Linked DNA regions of Homo sapiens: all the other regions are linked to region 4. The links are chromatin loops, found by intact Hi-C in ENCODE. Cell type or tissue: heart left ventricle. All regions are shown on one strand. Region 1 overlaps BRAP (BRCA1 associated protein). Region 2 overlaps CUX2 (cut like homeobox 2). Region 3 overlaps SH2B3 (SH2B adaptor protein 3). Region 4 overlaps LINC02356 (long intergenic non-protein coding RNA 2356). Region 5 overlaps ATXN2 (ataxin 2). Region 6 overlaps BRAP (BRCA1 associated protein).

What was found. A loop is a pair of places that touch in the nucleus more often than their neighbours do. Peaks named below come from ENCODE experiments on the same cell type or tissue, not always from the same donor. Only the 100,000 strongest peaks of a DNase experiment are listed, where the experiment ranks them.
Region 1: it touches region 4 in a loop (6-fold over the local background); 49 of 110 quality-filtered maps call a loop at or near these places.
Region 2: it touches region 4 in a loop (3.0-fold over the local background); 14 of 110 quality-filtered maps call a loop at or near these places.
Region 3: it touches region 4 in a loop (8-fold over the local background); 107 of 110 quality-filtered maps call a loop at or near these places.
Region 5: a loop joins it to region 4, with 7 times the contacts of the local background. A loop is called at or near these places in 73 of 110 quality-filtered maps.
Region 6: it touches region 4 in a loop (4-fold over the local background); 52 of 110 quality-filtered maps call a loop at or near these places.

What each region holds. Positions count from the first base shown.
Region 1 is chr12:111,680,600-111,684,599 of GRCh38, forward strand. BRAP (BRCA1 associated protein) reads right to left here. Exons shown (of 12, transcript NM_006768.5): 2 at 2,547-2,708; 3 at 1,038-1,236. Among named protein-coding and RNA genes, the nearest start is that of BRAP, 3.4 kb to the right of the region's middle. RefSeq lists an enhancer at 3,680-4,000. In heart left ventricle, no CTCF peak of the experiment used is centred here; no DNase peak of the experiment used is centred here; H3K4me3 peaks cover 447 bases.
Region 2 is chr12:111,329,375-111,333,374 of GRCh38, forward strand. The region is part of intron 18 of CUX2 (cut like homeobox 2); the gene reads left to right. Among named protein-coding and RNA genes, the nearest start is that of MIR6760, 27 kb to the left of the region's middle. In heart left ventricle, a CTCF peak has its summit at 1,989 (motif pointing right); no DNase peak of the experiment used is centred here; H3K27me3 peaks cover 707 bases.
Region 3 is chr12:111,450,055-111,454,054 of GRCh38, forward strand. SH2B3 (SH2B adaptor protein 3) reads left to right here. Exons shown (of 8, transcript NM_005475.3): 8 at 1-1,569. ATXN2 (ataxin 2) reads right to left here. Exons shown (of 25, transcript NM_001372574.1): 24 at 3,623-3,791; 25 at 2,160-2,786. The coding sequence ends at 2,758. Among named protein-coding and RNA genes, the nearest start is that of SH2B3, 46 kb to the left of the region's middle. In heart left ventricle, CTCF peaks have their summits at 1,819 (motif pointing left) and 1,823 (motif pointing left); a DNase peak (open chromatin) is centred at 3,528; H3K27ac peaks cover 1,550 bases.
Region 4 is chr12:111,395,309-111,399,308 of GRCh38, forward strand. LINC02356 (long intergenic non-protein coding RNA 2356) reads left to right here. Exons shown (of 4, transcript NR_187522.1): 3 at 1,523-1,565. Among named protein-coding and RNA genes, the nearest start is that of SH2B3, 8.6 kb to the right of the region's middle. In heart left ventricle, a CTCF peak has its summit at 1,787 (motif pointing right); a DNase peak (open chromatin) is centred at 1,833; H3K4me3 peaks cover 490 bases; H3K27ac peaks cover 1,479 bases.
Region 5 is chr12:111,528,082-111,532,081 of GRCh38, forward strand. The region is part of intron 5 of ATXN2 (ataxin 2); the gene reads right to left. Among named protein-coding and RNA genes, the nearest start is that of ATXN2, 69 kb to the right of the region's middle. In heart left ventricle, a CTCF peak has its summit at 1,528 (motif pointing left); no DNase peak of the experiment used is centred here.
Region 6 is chr12:111,671,658-111,675,657 of GRCh38, forward strand. It overlaps BRAP (BRCA1 associated protein), which reads right to left. Exons shown (of 12, transcript NM_006768.5): 5 at 1,004-1,117. Among named protein-coding and RNA genes, the nearest start is that of BRAP, 12 kb to the right of the region's middle. In heart left ventricle, CTCF peaks have their summits at 2,032 (motif pointing left) and 2,232; no DNase peak of the experiment used is centred here.

The DNA.
Region 1 (4,000 bases), 290 kb after region 4:
GGAGAATTGCTTGAACCCGGGAGGGGAGGTTGCAGTGAGCCAGGATTGCACCACTGCACTCCAGCCTGAGTTATGGAGTGAGACCCTGTCTCAAAAAAAAACAAAACAAAAAACAAAACAAAAAACAAAACAAAAAACAAAATGGCTACCTGAATAGTCACTGTTTTCCCAGTAGAGATCTGGCAAATGAGTTAGCACAAGAACAGCCTTAAGGTATCAGCTACCATTACCCAAGAAGGTAGTGGCTGGGCTTGTGGATTATCTAGCCAAATGCTTCCTTTCCTTGGGGCTCTAGCAAGCTTTGTTTGAACCACAGAAAATGGTAAAAAAGAGGTAATAAAATTGTAATGAGTTAACTGACTTCTTAGCAGCCTCTTCAGTAAAGATTTGGTGGGGACATGAGACTACAAAGATGCTGTGGATCATTTTCTTTGTCCTTTCAATTCCCCATCACCTTCCATGCCTATCTGCTAAGAAAACATTTTCCTGGCAGGGCGCAGTGGCTCACGCCTGTAATCCCAGCACTTTGGGAGGCTGAGGCGGGCGGATAACCTGAGGTCGGAGTTCAAGACCAGCCTGGCCAACAGGGTGAAACCCCATCTCTACTAAAAATACAAAAAATTAGCTAGGTGTGGTGGTGGGCACCTGTAATCCCAGCTACTTGGGAGGCTGAGGAAGGAGAATCACTTGAACTCAGGAGGCAGAAGATGCAGTGATCTGAGATCGCGCCATTGCACTCCAGCCTGGGCAACGAGACCGAAACTCCATTTCAAAAAAAAAAAAAGAAAACATTTTTCCCACATATTCTCTTAAGTGTATCCACAAGCATTTCTTTTATAAGGAAAAGCTTTGACCCAATCCACAAGATTAATCAAATGTAAAACATCTGAGAATTCTCTAACATACAACAGACAAAAGTATTATTATTTTGAAGCTTAAAATACCCACTTTCCTTCAGGACAAGAGACTATGCTAAAGCAAAGCAAAAAAAAAAAAAAAAAAATTGACTAACCCCCAAGAAAAGAGGGTTTTCTTACTTTGTCTTATATAGGTGCATAATACCATGAACTATTTCAACTGATGGATTTCCACTGAAGAATGAAATCTGGTCTGGAAGCTGTTTGGACGGAGAATCTGGGGCAGCGTTTATGCATTCCTTACTGTGATCTTTACTTCTTTGCGCAGTGGGGGAGGCTTCTGAAGACTTCCTTTCTTCCACTGTAGTTTTTAGTTCATCTTTCACCAGTTAAAAAATAGCAGATTATAAATGGATAGGACATATGCTGAAGGATTTGAACTAGATTAAAATTTCAAGTCAGAGGAATAAACTTTGATAGAGTAATTACAATGTAATGCATTAACAGCTATTATTTGTAGAATAGCTGAGTTTATGAGGGCATCATACTTTAAAGCTCTCTTTGCTCCATAAAAATCTCATTAACACCCTCAGAAACTTAAGGATGGCTATTACATTTGGCAATACCATAATGCAAGCAGGTATCTTCTATCACGAAATCCTAACTGGGACAAACATTCAGGGCTACTAAGGTGGAAATCCAAACCTACCAGTTCTGACCACCTCCATGTTGGAGATGTAGTACTATCTACACATCCACTTCCGCAGATAAAATGAGCTGGCTGGCCGGGTGCAGTGGCTCATGCCTGTAATCCCAGCACTTTGGGAGGTCAAGAGGTTGAGACCATCCTGGCTCACATGGTGAAACCCTGTCTCTACCAAAAATACAAAAATTAGCTGGGTGTAGTAGCGTGCACCTGTAGTCCCAGCTACTTGGGAGGCTGAGAGAGGAAGGAGAATTGCTTGAAACCAGGAGGTGGAGTTGCAGTAAGCCGAGATCATGCCACTGCACTCCCACCTGGGGACAAAGTGAGACTGTCTCAAAAAAAAAAAAAAAAAAAAAGAAAAGAAAGAAAGAAAAAATGAGCTGGCAGAGCAGGGGAAGGCACGACATGTTTATTTGGACACATTAATGATCTGCCACTGAACTAGGTGGTAAGAAATTCTCCCTGGTAGCCGGGTGTGGTGGCTCACACCTGTAATTCCAGCACTTTGGGAGGCCGAGGCAGGTGGATCACTTGAGACCAGGAGTATGAGACCAGCCTGGCTAACATGGAGAAACCTTGTCTCTACTGAAAATACAAAAATTACCCAGGCGTGGTAGAGGGCATCTGTAATCCCAGCTACTTGGGAGGCTGAGGCAGGAAGACTGCTTCAGCCCAGGAGGCTGAGGTTGTAATGACCCGACATTGCACCACTGCACTCTAGCCTGGGCAACAGAGACCCTGCCTCAAAAAAAAAAGTCCCCCCCGTCACTGAACTGAATTGTCAACTCCAACTGTTAGGATTAATTTGGAAGAAATATTTGGAAACACTAACATGTGGCTTAACAGTGTCATATAAAGCACACACGTAGTGAAAGACAAAAGTATGCTAGATGTTGAAATTGTAGGCTCATCAAACACCGTGTATAAAATAGGCAACCAGTGTTCACATTACAAAAGAGAGTCCAGGGTTTTAGAAAGCATACCTGGGTTGGACTTCATGGTCTCAATGATCACATCTGTCATTTCTCGACGGCCGAGATGCTGATGGATAATCGCTACTTTCTCTCCTGGTGACTTGCCTTCTAAACAGGCTACAGCTGAGGCTAGTGTCGTCTTTTTTATCTCCTCATCAGACATTTCCCCGGCTAAAGAACACATGAATGATTAATACAAGGTAATAAAACAAGCTCCTCTCTGTTCTCTATTCCTCTATCATTAGGTTTTCCTTTTCTTTCTCCTGCCTTCCGCCAAGATGATAAGAAGCCTTTGTAGTATCCATCTCACTCAACTCTGGGACCACTGCAGTACACAGCAAAGAGTCAATAAGCAGCCAGGACAATATACTCAGAAATGCAGGGCTGTTCTACTGAAATCATGCACTTTATTTTTATTTTTTGAGACAGAGTCTCACTCTGTCACCCAGGCTGGAGTGCAGTGGTGTGATCTTGGCTCACTGCAACCTCCACCTCCCAGGTTCAAGTGATTCTCCTGCCCCAGCCTCCCGAGTAGCTGGGATTACAGGCACGTGCCACCACGCCCAGCTAATTTTTGTACTTTCAGTAGAGATGGGGCTTCACCATGTTGGACAGGCTGGTCTCGAACTCCTGGCCTCAAAGTGATCCACCCGCCTTGACCTCCCAAAGCGCTGGAATTACAGGTTTGAGCCACTGCGCCTGGCCCAAAATCATGCACTTTAAAGCAAATCGCCAAAGAGGGAGCCTTAGAGAAGATGCAACAGTGATCATGCCCAGATGAGCTAACATTTTAGTAACACCTGATAAAATGAAATTGTGTTCAGCCCAAAATGAAGCTATCAAGTCCATTAAAAAAACAAAATTTCAAAAACTTGTAGGGGTAGTCTTAAACATCCTGGCTTATGCTCATGCCATGAACCAAGCCATGAACATCTGTGATTACTGTCTTAAATCAATGAAACACATGAAAAGGGAAACGGAATTTGGAGACTTAACTGAAATATCCCTAATACATGCTCTGTCAGGGCAGGGACAAGGCCTGTTTTGCCCACCACTGTATTCCCAGCCCTTATACCACAGTGCCGAGCACACAGAGGAAGCCCTCTAAATGTTTGATGAATAAATGACTACATGACTGACCCATGCAGATGTCTATATGCGGCTAATATCAATTTAGCTGACTCTCAGAACTCAGAAGCCACTTTTAGCCTTTGGAAAGGTGCTCATAAGCTATAAAGTCATATTCAATCTTTAATTTGCAGCTTCAAAGGTCACGTCCTCAGGAAGTTCCCAATGACACCATCCCTACCTGCCCCCATCCCTCTCTCCAAACCAAACACATCTTCTTGTAATACTTTCCCAAATTGTTTCTCCTTTCCTTCACAGCACTTACCACAGTTGTAATTCTACACATATTCTGCACTTATTTAATTCATCTGTTTCCTCCATGATACTGCTGGTGC
Region 2 (4,000 bases), 66 kb before region 4:
GTAATTAGCACAGTCTTCCTGATAGAGATAATTTCTGAATCTTTCCATCACTTCGTCAGAAGCGATTCTCAGTCAGAGGAGTCAGAAAGGCGGGGTTCTCCCTGGGGGAGTGGGATTGGGGGGTGGCTGTGTTCTTTCCTGCCAATCATCTCCATGTCATCCTGTTCGCTTCGCTTCTTGGCCCTCTAGGTTGGGACATGGGTGCAGATAGTTTTCCAAGAGGGAGATGCCTTCAAAGACCCTCAGTTTTTTGTGTTTTTTGTTTGTTTGTTTGTTTTCGAGGTGGAGTCTTGTTCTTTCACCTAGGCTGGAGTGCAGTGGCGCAATCCCGGCTCACTGCGACCTCTGCCTCCCAGGTTCAACCAATTCTCCTGCCTCAGCCTCCAGAGTAGCTGGGGCTACAGGTGTGTGCAAACACACCTGGCTAATTTTTTGTATTTTTAGTAGAGATGGGGTTTCACCATGTTGGCCAGGCTGGTCTCGAACCCCTGACCTCAGGTGATCCACCCGCGTTGGCCTTCCAAAGTGCAGGGATTACAGGCGTGAGCCACCATGCCCGGCCCAAAGACCGTCAGTTTTCCAGCTGGCCCCAGCCCCTCTCCTGCTGCCGACAGTGGGCAGACACCTAGGACAGACTCTCACTTTCCCAGACTGGCCCTCCCACACCAACATGGCATCAGTGTTGGTAACAGTGAGCCTGGAACATGCCCACGTCAGCCTTGGCATCACATGGATGCTACCTGAATGGCCAGGATCAGCTCACTTGGGGCTGGGGGCACAGTAGACTTCTTGAGACCTCACGGTCACAAAGGGCCATGATGCTGCTACTTCGAACTCGGGGGCTTCACCTTGCCCTCTTCAGGAGTACTCAGGGATCCTGGCTGAAATTACTCCATAGGCATCTGCCCAGAGCCCCTGCCCCACCCCCAGGCTCTGGGGACTCACCTGTGACTAACTTGTAGTCCTTGCCTTCAAGGGGCTCACAGTTGGTAGATGAGAGGACAGTGTTGGGCATAACCCAACCCCAGCTCAAGTCCTGACTTTGCCATTTATTGCTGTGTGATCTTGGACACGTTGTCTAACCTCTCTGAACCTCGGTTTCCTCACCCATAAAATGGGATGACATAGCACTTACCTCTTAGAGGTGTCATGAGGGTCACTTGAGATCATGAGCATTGGCCAGCCACAGTGACCCATGCCTGTAATCCCAACACTTTGGGAGGCCGAGGCAGGAGGATGACTTGAGCCCAGGAGTTTGATACCAGCCTGGGCCACATAGTGAAACCCTATCTCTATTTAAAAATACATATACATATATATATATATATATATATATATATATATATATATATATATATATATATATATATATATATAAAGAGAGAGGGATCATAGGCATAAAGCACATAATACTACACTGGGCATGTAGTAAGTACTCAATAAAGGGAATTTATTAACATCATCATCATTGTCATCAGTAAGGAAGAGATCTGGCCCAAGCAAGAAATTATAGCAAACTGTGACAATATATATTCAAGGTGCTATTAGACCCCAAAAGTCTAATAGACCTCAGGGAAGGGACATTTAGGACTGGATCTTGAGGAATGCATAGGAGTTCAAGATTAGAAGGAAAGTCCTCAGGATGGCAAGACCAGCCTGAGCAAAGACATAGGGGCTTAGAGAGGAGCCTAGATGTTTGTGAAGGGGAGTGAGGGAAATGCTGTAGCTCCAGTTGGCAGGGACAAGGGAGTTCAGAGCCTTAATCACCAAGACAAGGTGATAGACATTTCTTGCACAAGGGGCAATGGGGAGCCATTGATGATTCTGGAGCATAGGAGTGGTCTGATCCGAGTGACCAACTCACCCACGACAGAGAAGGAAGGAACCCATCCTGGGCTCAGGATGTCTCTTCTGAAAGTAAAGCCGTTGCTCCCTTTTCTTCCAGCTGTCATACATTTTAATGGTTATTTTAACAAGTTTCCAGCAGGTGGCAGTTGAATGCCTCAAGGAAGAGGCATCTTTTTCTAATGTGCTGGGATTAGGTGTGGCCAGTGCTGGGATTCCTAGACCCCACACCATGCTTGCCAACCCATTAGGGGTGCCTCCCTGGGGATGCTCCCACCTTTCCTGGTTTCTCAGGAGGCTCAGCTCACACTGGGACTCCCATGGGTGCCTCTAATGCCCCAGGAGGTGGAGGTGGTAGAGGAGGTGGAGGTGGACCCTTGCCCCACGTTATCTCATGGAGGTCTCTCGATGGCCCCAAGTAGTATGTATAATGCTACGTGTCTTATGGCCCCATTTAACAGATGGAAGGACGGAGGCTTGGCAAAGTCATCCACCCGAGATCACAAGCCCCAGATATCTTTCAAATCATTTTTCCAATATATAGTCACACAAAATGTCTTTTGAAAAATGAAAAATGGGCCCGGCATGGTAGTTCAAGCCTGTAATCCCAGTACTTTGGGGGCGCCGAGGAGGGTGGATCACTTGAGGTCAGGAATTCAAGACCAGCCTGGCCAATATGGCGAAACCCCATCTCTACTAACAATACAAAAGTTAGCCGGGTGTGGTGGCAAACGCTTGTAATCCCAGCTATGGGGGAGGCTGAGGCAGGAGAATCACTTGAACCCAGGAGGCTAGGTTGCAGTGCGCCAAGATCATGCCACTGCACTCCAGCCTGGGCGACAGAGTGAGTGAGACTCCATCTCCAAAAAAAAAGAAAAATGAAAAATGTAGTTTAAAAATCTGTCTACCTTTTTTTTTTTTTTTTTTTTTGGAAACAGAGTCTTGCTCTATTGCCCAGGCTGGAGTGCAGTGGTGTGATCTCGGCTCTCTGCGAGCTCCGCCTCCCAGGTTCAAGCGATTCTGCTGCCTCAGCCTCCCGAGTAGCTGGGATTACAGGCATGTGCCACCATGCCCAGCTAATTTTTGTATTTTTTAGTAGAGACGGGGTTTCACCATTTGGCCAGGCTGGTCTCCAACTCCTGACCTTAGGTGATCCTCCCACCTTGGCCTCCCAAATTGCTGGGATTATGGGCATGAGCCACTGCACCCGGCCCCAATCTAGCTTTTTAATGTGGCATTGCACCATGGACATCTTTTCATTACATTTTCTTTCATTGCCTCGGAAGAGCCCACTGCAGGGATCCCCCATATTTTATTCAGCCAATCTCCTGTGGTTGAACTTGTAGATCATTGCTGGATCATTGCTGACTTCTTTAGTTGTTGCCGTTTATTTAACTTTTCGTTTTGAGGTAACTTCTAATTTACAGAAAAATTGAAACAGTAGAACAGCAAACTCCCTGCACTGTACCCAGTTTGAACAGTTATTAATTTTGCCATAATCGTGCTCTTTCTCTGCCATTTGAGGAATTCATTGACATCTTGTCCCTTTAGCCCTAAATGCTTCAACAAGTGCTTTCCAAAAACAAGAAATTTTACAGTGGTAAAATACTGGCATGTATCCCACCATCTATATTCAGGTTTCTTCAGTTGTCCCAATAATATCCTTTATGAGCTATATAAATTTTTAGATACAATATATAAATCTTGGCCAGGTGCTGTGGCTCACGCCTGCAATACCAGCACTTTGGGAGGCTAAGGCAGGTAGATCACTTGAGGTCAGGAGTTTGAGACCAGCCTGGCCAACATGGTGGAACCCCGTCTCTACTAAGAATACAAAAAATTAGCCGGGTGTGGTGGCATGCACCTATAATCCCAGTGACTTAGGAGGCTGAGGCACAAGAATCTCTTGAACCCGTGAGGTGGAGGTTGCAGTGAGCCAAGATCATGCCACTGCACTTCAGCCTGGGTGAAGTTTTTTGAGACAGAGTGAAACTCTTGTCTCAAAAAAAGAAAAGTGAGCCAGGCATGATGATGCACACCTGTGGTCCGAGCTGCTTGGGAGGCTAAGGTGGAAGGATCACTTGAGCCCAGGAGGTCGAGGTTGCAGTGAGTTATCACCAAGCCACTGCACTCCATCCTGGGCAACACAGCAAGA
Region 3 (4,000 bases), 55 kb after region 4:
CTGGGATTACAAGCACCAGCCACCATGCCTGGCTAATTTTGTATTTTTAGTAGAGACAGGGTTTCACCATGTTGGCCAGGCTGGTCTCGAATGTCTGACCTCAGGTGATCCACCCGCCTTGGCCTCCCAAAGTGCTGGGATTACAGGCGCGAGCCACCGCGCCCAGCCTACACCACTTTTAGTACCAACACTCTTGGGTGATTTCATGGACCCTAAAGCAGACCTGACACTGATCCAGATTTGCAGTCCATTTTTAAGGACACCTGTCTTTATTTCCTCAAAGTCAAGCAGCTTTCTCTGGAAAATGAATGCTAATTAGTGTGAACCAAAAGAGTAAGTAAGAGTCTGAAGTTTTTTTAAAGGAGAAAGCTTATTATGGAAAGTCACTGGTCCTCCCCTCCGCACAGGAAAGGTACCCAGTAGATAATGAACCAAATTAAGTTCCCTCCCTCCAGCCAGAAGTTAAACATCTGGGATATGACGTCTTCATGCCAGGGGCACTCATTTCTTAGCAGCCTCTCTACATACATCTCTCAGGTGGTGCCAAGAGGCACACCAGGTAGAGCAAACTTAGCAGCTCTGACTAACAGGCTGCAAAGTGCAAGTTCAGATTCTGTGGCAGAGATTTGGAAGGCACCCACCTCCAGACTGCTTCCCGTCCAAGTTACCAGGACAGCTCAAAAACATGCTGACAGAAAACTCCCATGGCTCTAGGAAGAAGTGACACTAAGCCAACACCTTTCTTTATGTGGGAGCAGAATCAGCTGATGAAGGGGTGGGCAGCAGTGTGGGGCAGGCACCCCACTGGCTGCAGCTAGCCCACCATAGGCACAGCACATCCCACCACTCTCCTTCCAGTCCTGACCAGGCCCCAGCCGGCAACTTCTACCGAGAGCCATGGCTCAACACCAAACTGGACAGTAGACATCATGATCCCTCCAGTTAGCTCTAATTACAGACCCCACCAGTACAGCTTGACAGCTCCCGGCACCATCCCTTCCTTCATCTGACTTATTGAACTTTTACAAACTAACAGTCACCAGCACCAAAGAATTAAGTCAACTAACCTGCCTTGAATTTTAGACCAGCAATCCATATGGCTTTATCTGGTATAAATCTTCTGCCTTTGATCATTTCTGGACCGTAGGAAAAAGGAATAGCAATCATTAAAATCTTGGGCCAGAGAACACTATTTTTACATAACAGTTTCTTAACCTAAAGTCAAGGCCTTGGACTCTTCCCTGAGGGTTGCCTGAGATTCCTTCATGCTTTCTATTCAGGACTAAGTCCCTTACTGCAAATGTGTTAGCTCTAACATCTCCCACAAGCTAGAGGAACTTGCGAGTATATTAACAAGGACACATCTGACATCCTGTGTTTGGTTAGAATATACAGCACATTGTGATAACATAAAGTGGATTCATCTTGTATCATTATAGGCAGAAGGTATTTGGCAAATTTTTATGTATTGTTTTATGTACTGTACAAGTAACTTATTCTTGAATAATGCAAATTTTGCTATAATGTACAAATTGCTATATGTGAATTAAAAAGTTTTCAGAATCTTGATTTGCTGTCATAATATTTAAAGGCTCTATTAAGACCATGGTGTCTCTACAAAATCCTTGCCCTGCCCAAATACTCGCTCTTCCCTTTGTCCTCCCCGTTGCAATCTGGGAATACTAACAAATGCTTATGAGTCCATCCATGTCAATAAGCAGCTTTGTACATCTTTGTATCTTTTCAGCCTTCATGCCCTCTGGATTTCTTTATTGCAATTTTTTTCTGAGTGTCTCCTGCCCCCTACTGGTAAAGTAGAAAAATGCCCGAATTGGGAACTTCCAGCTAATGACACTCATTTTGGTTCAGGAGATATTAAAAAGGAAGCTTACAGAATCGGTGTCAGCCCGAGGATGTGGAATTTCAGTGCTGCCCAACTCTGGCCAACCTTCCTCCTCCTGAAGCAGATCTCTAATCCACCAAAGAGAATAGCTCAGTCTTGTCTTTTTCTAGAGATACCTTGAACCAGAACTAAGGGTGAAGAAGAAAAATCATTTCACAGCTACCTTCCGGGATATTCAAAATGCACCCTTAGCACACCTGCTTTGATATTAAGTATCCTACAAAGAAGTAGCTTATACAGACACACACTAACTTGATCAGTTTTTAAAACTTTTTTTATTTTTTAAATTTTTTTTAAGTTTTTATTTTATATTATCTACAAAGTAAAAGTTTTTCCCTTAACTTAAAAGTTGAACCACTGTAGACAGTGATCACCTCATCAAACTTGATTTATAAATAATAATCCGTCAGTTTGACGGTAAGAATTTACTGAAACTTTGTCAAGTTTAGTAAAAGGGCGTTCCAAGTCTTGATTTTTTTTTTTTTTTTTTTTTAGCAGTAATAGCAGCAAGAATCACTCTTGTTACTTCTTTTGCTAGCTGATGTGTTCATGACTTTCAAGGGTTATTAAAAAATAAATAACTTCCAGTTTCGGCAAGCAGAGCTGGGGTACCTGCGGGACTCTGAAACAGCATATGGAATTATGGAATAGCCCCCAAGTTCCTAAATGCCTCTACTCGGTCCAAGTATCTTCCACTGCAAGTGAACTGTTAGCATTCCTATTGGATGTTACAAGAAATCAACATATATATTTTAAAAACAAAATAAATGAAATTCTAGTTTTCTGTGCTTCCAGTTGGTAGAAGCAGTAGAAGGGAGGAGGGAATTTGGCCTTTCGGTTCCTCCAGGGCAGCCTTACAACTGCTGTTGGTGGTGGGCTTGTACTGTAAAAAGAAAAGCGAACATTGAAACAGAAAACTGGCAACACCACACATCAGCCTAGTGTCTCTGCAGCACATGATTGTAAACTATCCTCGTGCTAGCTGAACAAAACTCAAAATTGAATTCGCTTTTCCCCCTCCCATCTGCACCAAAGTGGGGAGGGTTGGGTGGGTGGGTAGAAACAAACCAGTCAGACGTAAAACCACTTCAGATAAAACTCCCAGAAGACTTGTTCATGGGGTAGAAAAAAAGGCCTTAACAAACCCCCTCCCCAAATATTAGCCAAGCACCAGTATTGCTTTCAGAATAACAGGTCAGACTGTGAAGTATCGCCATGGCAGCCATCAAGTAGTAGAGCACAATCACAGGGCGCTCTCCCCTGTTCAGGGGCTGGGGCTAACGCTACACTCAAAGCCAGTCCATCCACAGCGCTTTCTCAGCAGTATCTTCTCCAGAGCTACAATCAAACTCTGCCATGGTAATAACCCCCCACATGTCAGACTTTTGGGACTCAGGAAGGAAAACACTGCCCTGTCCAGCCTGTCATAACAAGGAAGGCCAACTGAGTCCTAGGCATGCATCAGGCTGCTGTTGCTGCTGCTGCTGCTTCTCATCAAGCCAAATCCTGTATACCATCAGAACACACACAGACTCGGCTCCCGGAAGCCTCAGGCCCTGATGCTGAACTGATCGTCACAGTCCCTCCTGTGCACACTCCTGGACGGGTCTTGCTAGTTCTCAAATGCGGGGCTTGAAGCACTGGCCCTGCCTGCCATTCCACCTGTGCGAGCAGAATGCTTTGGGGTGCCCCGGCGGCCCCTGCACACACACGCCTCACCTGAAGGGTGCGTCATATAGGGGAAATGCGCTGTTGTCGAGACTGGAATGGGCTGTAGTGCACTTTGAGCGAGGGCGGCCTGGGGACCGCCGGGTGGCTGTGTCGTCATTAGCATCATTGGCGCATGGGCAGTTGGATGAGAAGGAACCATTCCTGACTGTACATGAGCCTGAAACAGAGAGCTCTTTTACGCATACAGGCAACATCTCCGGCTTCAACAACATGTCAACTGTGTTCCTTTCACTGGGCTGGGACTCTCAGGAAAGGGCAACGGTGGGCCTCAGGGCCCAGTTCTGTTCTCTGGGGACAATCTCTAGTAGATTATCTATTGACCTGAAGACGCGCTTCACCTTTGGGCAGATCCTGCAAGGGTCAGGG
Region 4 (4,000 bases):
ATTATTTTATTTTGTAGAGATATGAGTCTCACTATGTTGCTTAGGCTGGTCTCTTAACTCCAGGGCTCAAGTAGTCCTCCCACCTTGGCCTCCCCAAATGCTGGAATTACAGGTTTGAGCTACCGCACCCGGCCTCATGAAGTAACTAAATTTAGTACATTCACAGTGTTGTGCCACCATCATTTATCTCAGTCTAGATCCAGAACATTTCATCACCCCTAAAGGAAACCCCATACTCATTAGAAGTTACTTCCTATTCCCGCTGCCCATAGCCCATGGCAACCACTGGTCTACTTTCTGTCTCTAGGGGTTTACCTATTCTATATACTTTACATAAGCAGAATCACACAATATTTGTCCGTTTATGACTGGCTTATTTCACTTAGCATGATGCTTCCAAGTTTCATCCACATTGTAGCATATATCAATGCTTCGGTCCTTTTTATGGCTGTGTAATATTCCATTGTATAGATAGCATTGTCTTGATTCATTCATCCCCTGGTGGGCACATGAGTTGTTTCTATCTTTTGCCTATTGTGAATGGCACTGCTATGAACATTCATGTACAAGTATCTGTCTGAGTGCCTGTTTTCAATTCTTTTGCCTCTGTACTTTAGCTAACATTTTTGTTTGTTTAGAGATGGGGGTCTCACTATGTTGCCCAGCTTGGCCTCCGACTCCTGAGCTCAAGTGATCCTCCCACTTCAGCCTCCCAAAGTGCAGGGATTACAGGCATGAGCCATCTCACCTGGCTTTAGCTAACATTTTGATGCTTTTTTTTTTTTTTGAGATGGAGTCTCGCTGTGCTGCCCAAGCTGGAGTGCAATGGCATGATCTCAGCTCACTGCAACTTCCACCTCCCTGGTTTAAGCGATTCTCCTGCCTCAGCCTCCCAAGTAGCTGGGATTACAGGCATGCACCACTACGCCTGGTTAATTTTTGTATTTTTAGTAGAGACAGAGTTTTGCCATGTTGCCCAGGCTGGTCTCGAACTCCTGACCTCAGGTGATCCACCCACCTTGGCCTCCCAAAGTTCTGGGATTACAGGCGTGAGCCACTGCACCTGGCCTTGATGCTTCTTTTAATGTAGATTAAATGAGGCGGGTAGGATTAAGCTGTTCTTAGTAATCCACTCCTCATTGTAAAAGAAAGACCTGAGAACAGGTTTAGCTAGTAATAGTCAGCATTATTTGTTTATTTATTTATATATTTTGAGACAGTCTCACGCTATCACCCAGGCTGGAGTAGTGGCACTATCTCGGCTCACTACAACTTGTCCCTCCCAGGTTCAAGCAATTCTCCTGTCTCAGCCTTCCAAGTAGCTGGGATTACAGGCATGCACCACCGCGCCAGGCTAATTTTTGTATTTTTAGTAGAGACAGGGTTTCACCCTGTTGGCCAGGCTGCTCTCGAACTCCTGGTCTCAAGCAGTCCTCCCACCTCGGCCTCCCAAAGTGGTGGGATTACAGACGTGAGCCACCACGCCCCACTGGTGTCCTCATTCTTTGTTCCCATTTTACAGATGCGGAAACTGAAGCTCAGAGAGCCCAAGTCATTTGCCCAAGGTGACCCAGCACTGAAGGGAGAAGCTAGCCATTAAGCTGTCCCCAAACCCGTGTACTCAACGTTGATGGCTACTCGATGGTGGCTGAGAGGCATCCAACCTGGAGCCTGGGAAGCTTCCAGGAAGGCTTGGGGGGAATCCAAGAGGAAGGTTCTTTGCGGGAGAAAGAGTGAGGCAGGGGAGTTTAGGAGGCCGCTTCCCAGCCCTCGATCGCCCCACAGCCACCAGGGGGCGCCAGAGCCCCGCGCAAAGCGGCTGCCACCAAGTGGCTGCCACCGCGCGTTACCACCCTCAGGGCCTGATGCCTGGGACTGCGGCCAAGTCCCGGCCCCAGGAGCTCGCGTGCCCCACGTTGATCCCGGGTCACGGGTGGGGACGGCTGGGGTAACTGGGTTGTACGTCCTCTGCGGAGCTATTAGGGACTCTAATTACCGGGATTGGAAGTGAATAATTATCTACTGGGCCTCAGGCTACTGAGTCACTTCCCCCAGAAACCAGATTCCCCAGGCTAGCGGAAGAGGGGGCGGCTCGCAGGCTGAGGTTGGGGCGGGGGAAGGTGGAAGCGGGGGTCTGGGGTTGGGGTGCGCGGCCGCCGCTGTTTTTGGTCAAGATCAGAACTGGGGAGCCTGGGTGTAAATCGCTGCTGGGCCACTTACCAGCCACGTGAATTGGGGAAGTCACTTCACCTTTCGTGCCTCAGTTTCCTTTCTGTCAAATGGGGGAAAACAACATTCTCTCCTTACAGTTGTTGGGCAAAGTAAATTGTAATCTACCTAAACTAAGCCCTCAGAGTAGTCCCTGGCACATAATCCTCTAATAATTCATTAATCACTCAGAATTATTAATTAGGCCGGGCGAGGTGCCTCACGTTTATAATCCCAGCACTTTGGGAGGCCGAGGCGGGCGGATCACTTGAGGTCAGGAGTTTGAGACGAGCCTGGGCAACATGGGGAAACCCCATCTCTACTAAAAATACAAAAAATTAGCCAACCGTGGTGGCTCATGCCTGTAATCCCAGCTACTTGGGAGGCTGAGGCACGAGAATCGTTTGAACCCGGGAGGCAGAGGTTGCAGTGAGCCAAGATCGAGTCATTGCACTCCAGCCTTGGTGACAGAGCAAGACTCCCTCCCCCAACCCCCCCCCAAAAAAAAAGGACAAAAAAGAACATTAATTAATCATTAATCATTGGGCCGGGTGTGGTGGCTGATGCCTATAATCCCAGCACTTTGGGAGGCTGAGGCAGGCAGATCATGAGGTCAGGAGTTCGAGACCAGCCTGACCAACATAGAGAAACCCCGTCTCTACTAAAAATACAAAAATTAGCTGGGCGTAGTGGTGCATACCTGTAATCCCAGCTACTCAGGAGGCTGAGGCAGGAGAATCGCTTGAACCCAGGAGGTGGAGGTTGCAGTGAGCCGAGATCGAGACATTGCACTCCAGCCTGGGTGACAGAGTGAAACTCCATCTAAAAAAAAAAAATCATTAACCATTAATTCAGAATCATTAATTCTGTTATTATTACCATTTTTTATCACTTGGGCTCAGTAAGTGATTAAGAGGTAGGGCACTACAGTGAGGCCAGTCTTTAGTCCACACCAGCTGCTTCATTGCCAGTCGTGTGACATGGACATGTCACTTCACTGCCCTGTGCCTCAGTTCCTTCATCTGACAAATGGGAAAATGAATAGCAAACCGTTCATTTGGGGTGGAAGAGATAAGGCCTGTGATGTTCTCAGTGTGGCGCACGCTTCCATAAATGGAGTCCAGATTGTAAATACTGTTCATGCTTTTCTTAGGGAAGGACTTGTGGCAATTTTAGCTTCTAAGGCACTGGGAGGACAGAAAACAGAACTGAATCCAAGGGAAGGAAGCACAGGGAGAGATGACATCAGGCACTTGAGCTCAGCAGATCAGACCCTGAGCCCAGGAATCGGCCTTGGGAGTTCTGCCCACCCAGGCAAAAAGGGAAGAACCCAGTAATGTAATTATTTTCTGGCCTGGGGCAGATGTGTATTGACCAAGGGGGACCATTTCCTGAGCCCTCTTGGTCTCTGTTGGACCCTAATGGGTGGGAAAAGGGTTGGTTGGACCTCACCCCCCCAAGGTTTCTTGAGCTCTGTGTTAATTATTGATTGCTGGGTAACAAATTACTCCTGCATTTACTGGCTTAAAACAGCAAACCTTTATTATCTCATATGGTTTTAGGAATTCACATGCAATCTGACTTAGCTTGTAGTTCAGGGTCTCTCACTCCTGAGATGGTAGTCCGAAACATGGGCTGGTGGCACGCACATGCAGTTGCAGCTATTTGAGAGGCCGAGACAGGAGGATTGTTTGAGCCTAGAAGTTCAAGGCTATAGATCGTGCTATATGATCGTGCCTGTGAATAGCCATTGCATTCCAGTCTGGGCAATGAAACAAGACCCCGTCTTTTA
Region 5 (4,000 bases), 130 kb after region 4:
CGTCTAAGATCCTGTTAATGTCTTAATCATACTAGTTTTTGAAAAGCACACATTTAAGTAAATAAAGCATTTATTTAGATAGAAGCTCAGTATTAAAAACAATACTCTTTTGATTCAAGAAATTAAAGCTCGAAGCAGCTAGAGATTTTTATAGAACCATATAAACGGATTTTTTTCTCACTACAGGGTATGTGTGTGTGTGTGAAAATATTTAGAAAGTCTTGAGTCAAGCCGTCTTCAAACCAAAAGATCCCAAATGTACACACAAAGTAGCTTAAATATGTTTTTACAGTATTATTCTAAACAAATTTCTAAAAGGATCCCCAAGTAAGAGCCAGTGTGGAAAAGCAAGCAAGCGTCTAAAACTTTAGGACCCAGGCTTTATTCCACTGACCAGAATTTAGGTTGTGTTAAGAGGGCATTATTAATAAATCTATTTTTCTCAATGCTACATTTTAATCTTAAATCTTCTGTTTACAATACCAAACTTTTTTTAAAAAAAAGTATTCACAGGTTATGTAGCAGTCTGTCGCTTTCGAGACAGAAATGGGGAAGGGGAAAACACAGAAGTGTGATTCTATAAAGAATGATATTCCTTGGTTTTAAAATTTCACCAAAAGTAGCTCTTTCTAAAGATGAGTAAAGGACTTAGGGGAAGATGTGCAGAAGTGGAGAGTTAGCACGAAATGAGGCTATATCATCAGGATGCTGAGAAAATCCCTGGCTATAAGTAATGCATTTCAGGCCAACATTGCATCATTAGCTAGAAAGGAAGCAAGATCTGGGTATCCATTCTGCACTATTAATAATATCCACTATCGTAAATTCTGATTTGTTTTACAGTGGTTACAAGTTTGGATTTTTGTTTCTGTTTCTTTAAAAAAAATTTGTTTTTGTTTTTGTTTTTTCAGAGATGGGGTCTTTGTCACTCATGCTGGAGTGTAGTGCCGCAATCACTGCAGCCCTGGGCTCAAGCAATCCTCCCACCTCAGCCTCCCAAGTCGCTGAGATTACAGGCATGAGCCACTATGCCCAGCAAGTCTGGATTTTAAAAAAAAAAAACACTGTTGGTAGTAAATAGTACAATGTTGTAACCAGGATTCCTGCAAAGTTGAGAAAAAAACAACTGGCTCTAATCTACAGGCAACTGTGGGAATTTGCATGCAGATTTTACCAATGCCATAAGTCAAAGAATATTAATTTTCCATCATCCCCTATGGTGAGAAACAAAAGCATTGTAACAACAAGATGCAAGAATACAACGTGACTATTAGAAAAGTGTTACCTGTTTCTGAAGGAACTACAGGTATAGAGAGAAAAAAGGAAAAACATAAAAACCATCAGATGAGATGATAAAGAATTAGTTTTTCAATTTATAAAAGCCTCTAGACTAGCAGGCGATGTTGGAGGAAGAAACAAAATTGTATCACCTCCAGCCCCTGTATCCCACCTCCATGCTACCCCCACAGCAGTGGGCTCTCAACACCTTCTCTTCTGATTCTGGGCAGAAACTTAGTCATTTTGGGCCGGTGATGCCACCTGCTGGTGGTCATAAAGAAATGTCTCGACCAACGTGTGAACCTCTTCTGGGTATCCCCAGCCCCATACCCAGGAAACAGAGTACATATTCAGCTTCTCAATCTTTCCTCTTTTACCTCTGAGCCAATAATGCCTCTGAAAAATCATTCAAACTTGTCTGAGCATTTTTTAAAGGGCCAGAATAATGGTCAAATAACTAAAATGGTAGTGTTAAACATTAGAAATAAATATACTTAAATGTATAAAAACTATAAAATGACATAAAACTGGATGAAATAATCATTAACATCAGATTTAACATCACAAACCCTCAAATGTGCTTCCAGAGAAGTCATCAAAATCCTCAGCTAACCATTTCTTCTCAACTAAATCAGCCTTTTCTCAAACATCAAAGTTCCATATAAACCTAAAAAATCATATTGTTTTGATCAATTCCTATTCCTGCGGCACTTTCAACAACTTTTTAAGACAGTTTCTCATTATGTGTCATCGTTATATGTGGACCAATCTATATACTATATAAAGTATCAGTATATAGATTGGTATCAGTGGGACTATTTAGTCATTTTTAGCACTTACTGAGTACCTACAATGCACTCATAAGTCTGGACGAGGTGGGGATTCACATTTGACTGATACAATTCCCAGCATTTCCTGTAGGAACTAGGAGCTCCTGGGTGTAAGAGACTAGTTACAGAAATGAAGCAAATCTTTTAGAATCGAATACAATGAGTGCTACAATACAATTAAAAACAAAGTTCTAAGGAACAAAAGGCTCTGGGCTTTCTAAAGTGACAGTGACAGCCTATCAGCAACAGCTGATCTAGGCCTTCAAGAACACAAGAAGAAAATAAGAAAGGGGAAGTAAAATGGTTCCAACATAGACTGGAGTGGCATTAAAAATACGTGTATAGCTGGGAGCGGTGGCTCACGCCTGTAATCTCAGCATTTTGGGAGGCCCAGTCAGGCAGATCACGAGGTCAGGAGATCAAGACCATCCTGGTTAACACGGTGAAACCCCATCTCTACTAAAAATACAAAAAGTTAGATGGGCGTAGTGGCCGGCGCCTGTAATCCCAGCTACTCGGGAGGCTGAGGCAGGAGAATGGTGTGAACCAGGGAGGCAGAGCTTGCAGTGAGCAGAGATCGCGCCACTGCACTCCAGCCTGGACAACAGAGCGAGACTCCATCTCAAAAAAACAAAAAACAAAAAAATGTGTATAGGCGGGGTGCAGTGGCTGACGCCTGTAATCCCATCACTTTGGGAGGCCGAGGCGGGCGGATCACCTGAGGTCCGGAGTTCGAGACCAGCCTGACCAACATGGAGAAACCCCCATCTCTACTAAATATAGCTGTGCATGGTGGTGCATGCCTGTAATCCCAGCTGCTCGGGAGGCTGAAGCAGGAGAATCACTTGAACCTGGGAGGCAGAGGCTGCGGTGAGCCGAGATCGCACCATTGCACTCCAGCCTGGGTAACAAGAGCGAAACTCTGTTTAAAATTAAATCAACAGGCTGGGCACAGTGGCTCACATCTGTAATCCCAGCACTTTGGGAGGCTGAGGCGGGTGGATCATGAGGTCAAGAGATCGAGACCATCCTGGCCAACATGGTGAAACCCTGTCTCTACTAAAAATACAAAAATTAGGTAGGCGTGGTGGTACACGCCTATAGTCCCAGCTACTCGGGAGGCTGAGGCAGGCGAATTGCTTGAACCTTGAATTGCTTGAACTACTAGGGAGGCGGAGGTTGTAGTGAGCCAAGATTGCGCCACTGCACTCCAACCTGGCGAGAGCGAGACTCCGTCTCAAAAAATAAATAAATAAAAAATATGTGTATAAACATTTTCTGAATTGTACACAAGAACACAGGCTTCCCCAGGGAAGTGGGACTGGGGGTTAGAGAGGAGATTATCTTTTCATTGAATACTCATCTGTTCTAACTGAATTGTATACTACGAGCATATACTACTACACCATGTATTATACAGATTATATTAAAGACTATAATACTGAAGAATAACACAAAGAAACAAGTTGGGGATAAGAAACACAGTTAAGGGTGCAGGATGTATGGACTGGAACAACAAAACCAAGGGCACAGGTGGAGCCACGCTCCTCAGGCTAGAATGGGGTAGGGGTATGATGACAAAAGAGGACTGTGGGGAGCCTCTAGATTAGGGATTCTTAGCCTTTTTCTTAATCCATGGGCCCCTTCAATATTTTAGGGAAGCCTATGAAACCGTATTCAGAATGTACTTAAATTCGTAAAATACACAGGAAATCAAATGAGAACAAGTAACAATGAAATGCAGTTATCAAAAACTAAAAAAATCTGTTGGCATAGTAACATACATGTTCTTAATTAAAGCATTAAATATTAAGATCCAGTAACAGGTTTAATAACTATTATAAATTTAAAGAGGTGATGAACATACATAATAATTTGAAGCCTGGTGCAGT
Region 6 (4,000 bases), 280 kb after region 4:
GAACAGTCTGGGTAACAGAGAGACTTTTTTTTTTTTTTTTTTTTTTTGAGACAGGGTCTCACTGTTGCCCAGGCTAGAGTGCAATGGCAAGATCACGGCTCACTATAGCCTGGACCTCCCCCGACTCAGGTGATCTTCCTGCTTCAGGGTCCTGAGTAGCTGGGACCAAAGGTGCTCAGCATCACACCTGGCTAATTTTTGTATTTTTTGTAGAGACAGGGTTTCGTCATGTTGCCCAGCCTGGTCTCGAATTCCTACACTCAAGCAATCCATCACCTCGGCCTCCCAACTCCTGTGCTCAAGCGATCCGTCACCTCAGCCTCCCAAAGAGCTGGGATTATAGGCATGAACCACCGCGCCCAGCCAGGGTGATCTTGTCTCTAAAACAAATTTAAAAAATTAGCCAGGCGTGGTGGTACACACTTGTAGTCCCAGCTACCCAGGAGGCTGAGGCTAGCAGATGCTTGAACTGGAGAGACAGAGGCTGCAGTGAGCCAAGGTCACACCACTGTGCTCCAGCCTAGGTGACACAGCGAGACCCTGTCTCAAAAATAAAAGGCAGAAACAAGAATTAGGAGTTAATATTGAAAACAAAAACATTTATTTTCAGCTCCAGGCTTCGTTGATCTAGAATTGATAAACACTCAATTTCAACAATGCAGTATCTTTTTTCTTTTTTTTTACGTTTTTTGAAATTTTAGAAAATGAGATATTCAATAAAATTCTCTATTTTAAAGTATACAGTTCATTGGCTTGTAGTATATTCACAAGGTTGTGCAACTGTCATCACTATCTAATTCTAGAACACGTCCATCACTTCCAGAAGAAAGCCTGTATCCTGTTAGCAGGCACTCCCCATTCGTCTCTTCCTGCCCTGATAACCACCAGTCTACTTTCTGTGTCTATGGACTGGCCTATTCTGGGTATTTCACAGATACCTTAGCATTCAATTTTACACCAATCTGATATATTTTAATTAAATATAGGAACAATTCACACTTACATCTTCAGATTTGAGCACTTCAGCTCTTTCCACATACACTAGCTGGCAAACGTCATCTTCTATTGAGTTGAACTGGCGGCCATTGCATGTCATATAAAAACTATCCGCATCAGCCTATGTACACCAATGGGGAAAAGGAAAAAAATTAAGACAGATACCCTGAAAATCTGCTTTATATTCAATATGCATGGCTTTATTCATTCTCATCAGCTTTTAAAATTTATACTTAGGAGAGAGAGCAACCACCAAAAGTCACATCTACTGAAGCTGATTGGTAGGCTAATCACACTCTGTAAGTCAATATTCCATGTTTACAGTATTTCCTGGGCTACAACAGAGTTTTTACCTGAACTGGCAGAAGGTACTGAAGTGCAACAAGCTGAAAGCTGGTACAATTTTCATATTCAACCAGCAACAGTCAACATTTCCCTTAATAGCAGTTTTTTTTCCCTCTAGTCATCACTTGTGCAGCTGAAAGTAAACACTCATTTCTGCAAAGCCTGGAACCAAATAATAACTGACGCTTGTTATGAAAGAACTCTTTAAGGAAATGTCAGCATTGGGCTGGGCGTGGTGGCTCACGCCTGTAATCCCAGCGCTTTGGGAGGCCGAGGCGGGCGGATCGCCTAAGGTGAGGAGTTTGAGACCAGCCTGACCAACATGGAGAAACCCTGTCTCTACTAAAAATACAAAATTAGCCGGGCCTGGTGGCCCACGCCTATAATCCCAGCTACTCGGGAGGCTGAGGCAGGAGAATCGCTTGCACCCAGGATGCAGAGGTTGCGATGAGCTGAGATCGGGCCATTGTACTCTAGCCTGGGCAACAAGAGCGAAACTTCATCTCAAAAAGAAAAAAAAAAAAAAAAAGAAAGAAAATGTCAGCACTTATGTTAGAAAAAAATAAAAGACCAGGGGAACTGGTATGAGATGAAAAACCAACTACTCTTTAATAAACCAAATAATAATAATAATAATATATGATAGTTAGATCCCATCTAATGGGTCCCATCAGGAGGTCTTAAACCGCCACCTAGTGTCCAATACCAAAAGCAAAGCTCTTGGTCAAGGTCAAGGGGCCCAAGATGAACCAGCCTTTAAAATACTAACAGTCTCATTTGCTAGCGTTAGAAAATGGGTGAAATGTGGACAAACAGTCCCTTTGAGGCAAAGCTGCAAAGGCACATGTGCGTCTATGAAATGGACACAGGTAAACAGAACCTTCTAGTCTAGCCTTAGTAGCAAGCAATGGAGACGATTCCAGTTTTTAAACTCAGCCAATTTTTTAAGGCAAGCGGGGAGGCCAAGGCTTGTCTGGATTTTATTCCCATACGGGCATTAATCCAAACACAGAAAGTTATGTGCTTTGGCCCTACCAACATTGACAGGCTGCTTCTGGGAATTCTGCAACAGGAAATGCAGCATCGTCAACCTTAAGGAAGAGATTCAGGGCTGCACCAGGCAAAAATATTCCTGCCTGTCCACCCTCACAAGGTTCTGAATCTCACAGACACTGTAAGCTTCTCGATAGCTTTTAATTCCCCTCTAATGAGGTAATTGTGAATTCTTGATTACTTATGCTTCCCCCCCACCTTTTTTTTTTGAGATGGTGTCTCGCTTTGTCACCCAGGCTGGAGAGCAATGGCATGACGTCAGCTCACTGCAACCTCTGCCTCCCAGGTTCAAGCAATTCTCCTGTCTCAGTCTCCTGTGTAGCTGTGATTATAGGCATACGCCACCACACCCAGCTAATTTTTTGTATTTTAGTAGACACAGGGTTTCACCAAGTTACCCAGGCTCGTCTCGAACTCCTGAGCTCTGGCAATCCACCCACCTCGGTCTCCCAAAGTGTTAGGATTACAGGCGTGAGCCACCGCGCCTGGCTACTTATGCTTTCTTAACATGACCAAGTGAGCTAAGCAGCTGAGGAAGGATGATCAATTCTGAATATACTTTTATTTTGGAGGGGCAGAGTGGCAGCAGGTCGGGGTGGAGAGGCTTTACTTAAGAAAATAATCCGTGTATTGAGCATAGTGCATTACAATTTGAAAATGTTTAAAGCCAGCTGTTGGAGAAGAAGCCTCTTTAATACTAAGAGGTTACAACCTAATATGGCTTCCCCCATTCTTCAGGAGCAACGGTTTCTTGAAATGCTTTTGGCTAAGTAAGCAGCAAAGTCAGCACATGGATTCACCAGGAGAAAACGGACTGCCTGAAAGTCAGGGCCTTCTCTCACCTCTTCAGAGCCTCAGGCACCACCAGTGGCTGGTAGAGCCCTCTTGGGGTCTAGAGCTCTGCAAATGCTCACTAAACGACCAGCCTCCTCTACAGGAAAGGATAAGGCATGTGACCAAAACCATTCAATGAATTATTCCTTTCTGCTACCTGAGCCCAGGAGTTTGAGACCAGCCTGGGCAACGTGGCGAAACCCCATCTGTACAAAAAATACAAAAATTAGCCGGGCATGGGGGTGGAAGCCTGTAGTCCCAGCTATTTGGGAGGCTGAGGTGGGAGGATAGCTTGAGCCCAGGAGGTGAAAGCTGCAGTGAGCCGAGATCGTGCCACTGCAGTCCAGCCTGTGCAGCAGAGTGAGACCTTGTCTCCAAAAAAAATAAAATAAAATAAAAAAGGAGAAGAAGCATGTAGGTGAGTTGTCATGGTGGCCTACACTAGGATGATTGTGGCAGAAATGAAAAAAGTAAAAAGAAAAAGTACTTTTTTGTAATGACAACATCACTAAACAGCTGAGATTTCCCAATTAACATATTGATCTCTTCTTTAAAATCTTGGTATTAGAAATGCACCTTCACCTGTTCACATATTTTCTGAGCATCTAGTATGTGCCAGGCCCTGTGCTATGTACTAGGTAGAGAGTAGGGAACAAACTACACATGGTTCCTACTTCAACTCACCATCTAAATGCACTAAACAAAAGCCTGAAGCTAACTGCCAAGAACATTGCAGAAACAGCTTTTATTGAAAATGTTTGCATTGTGTGGA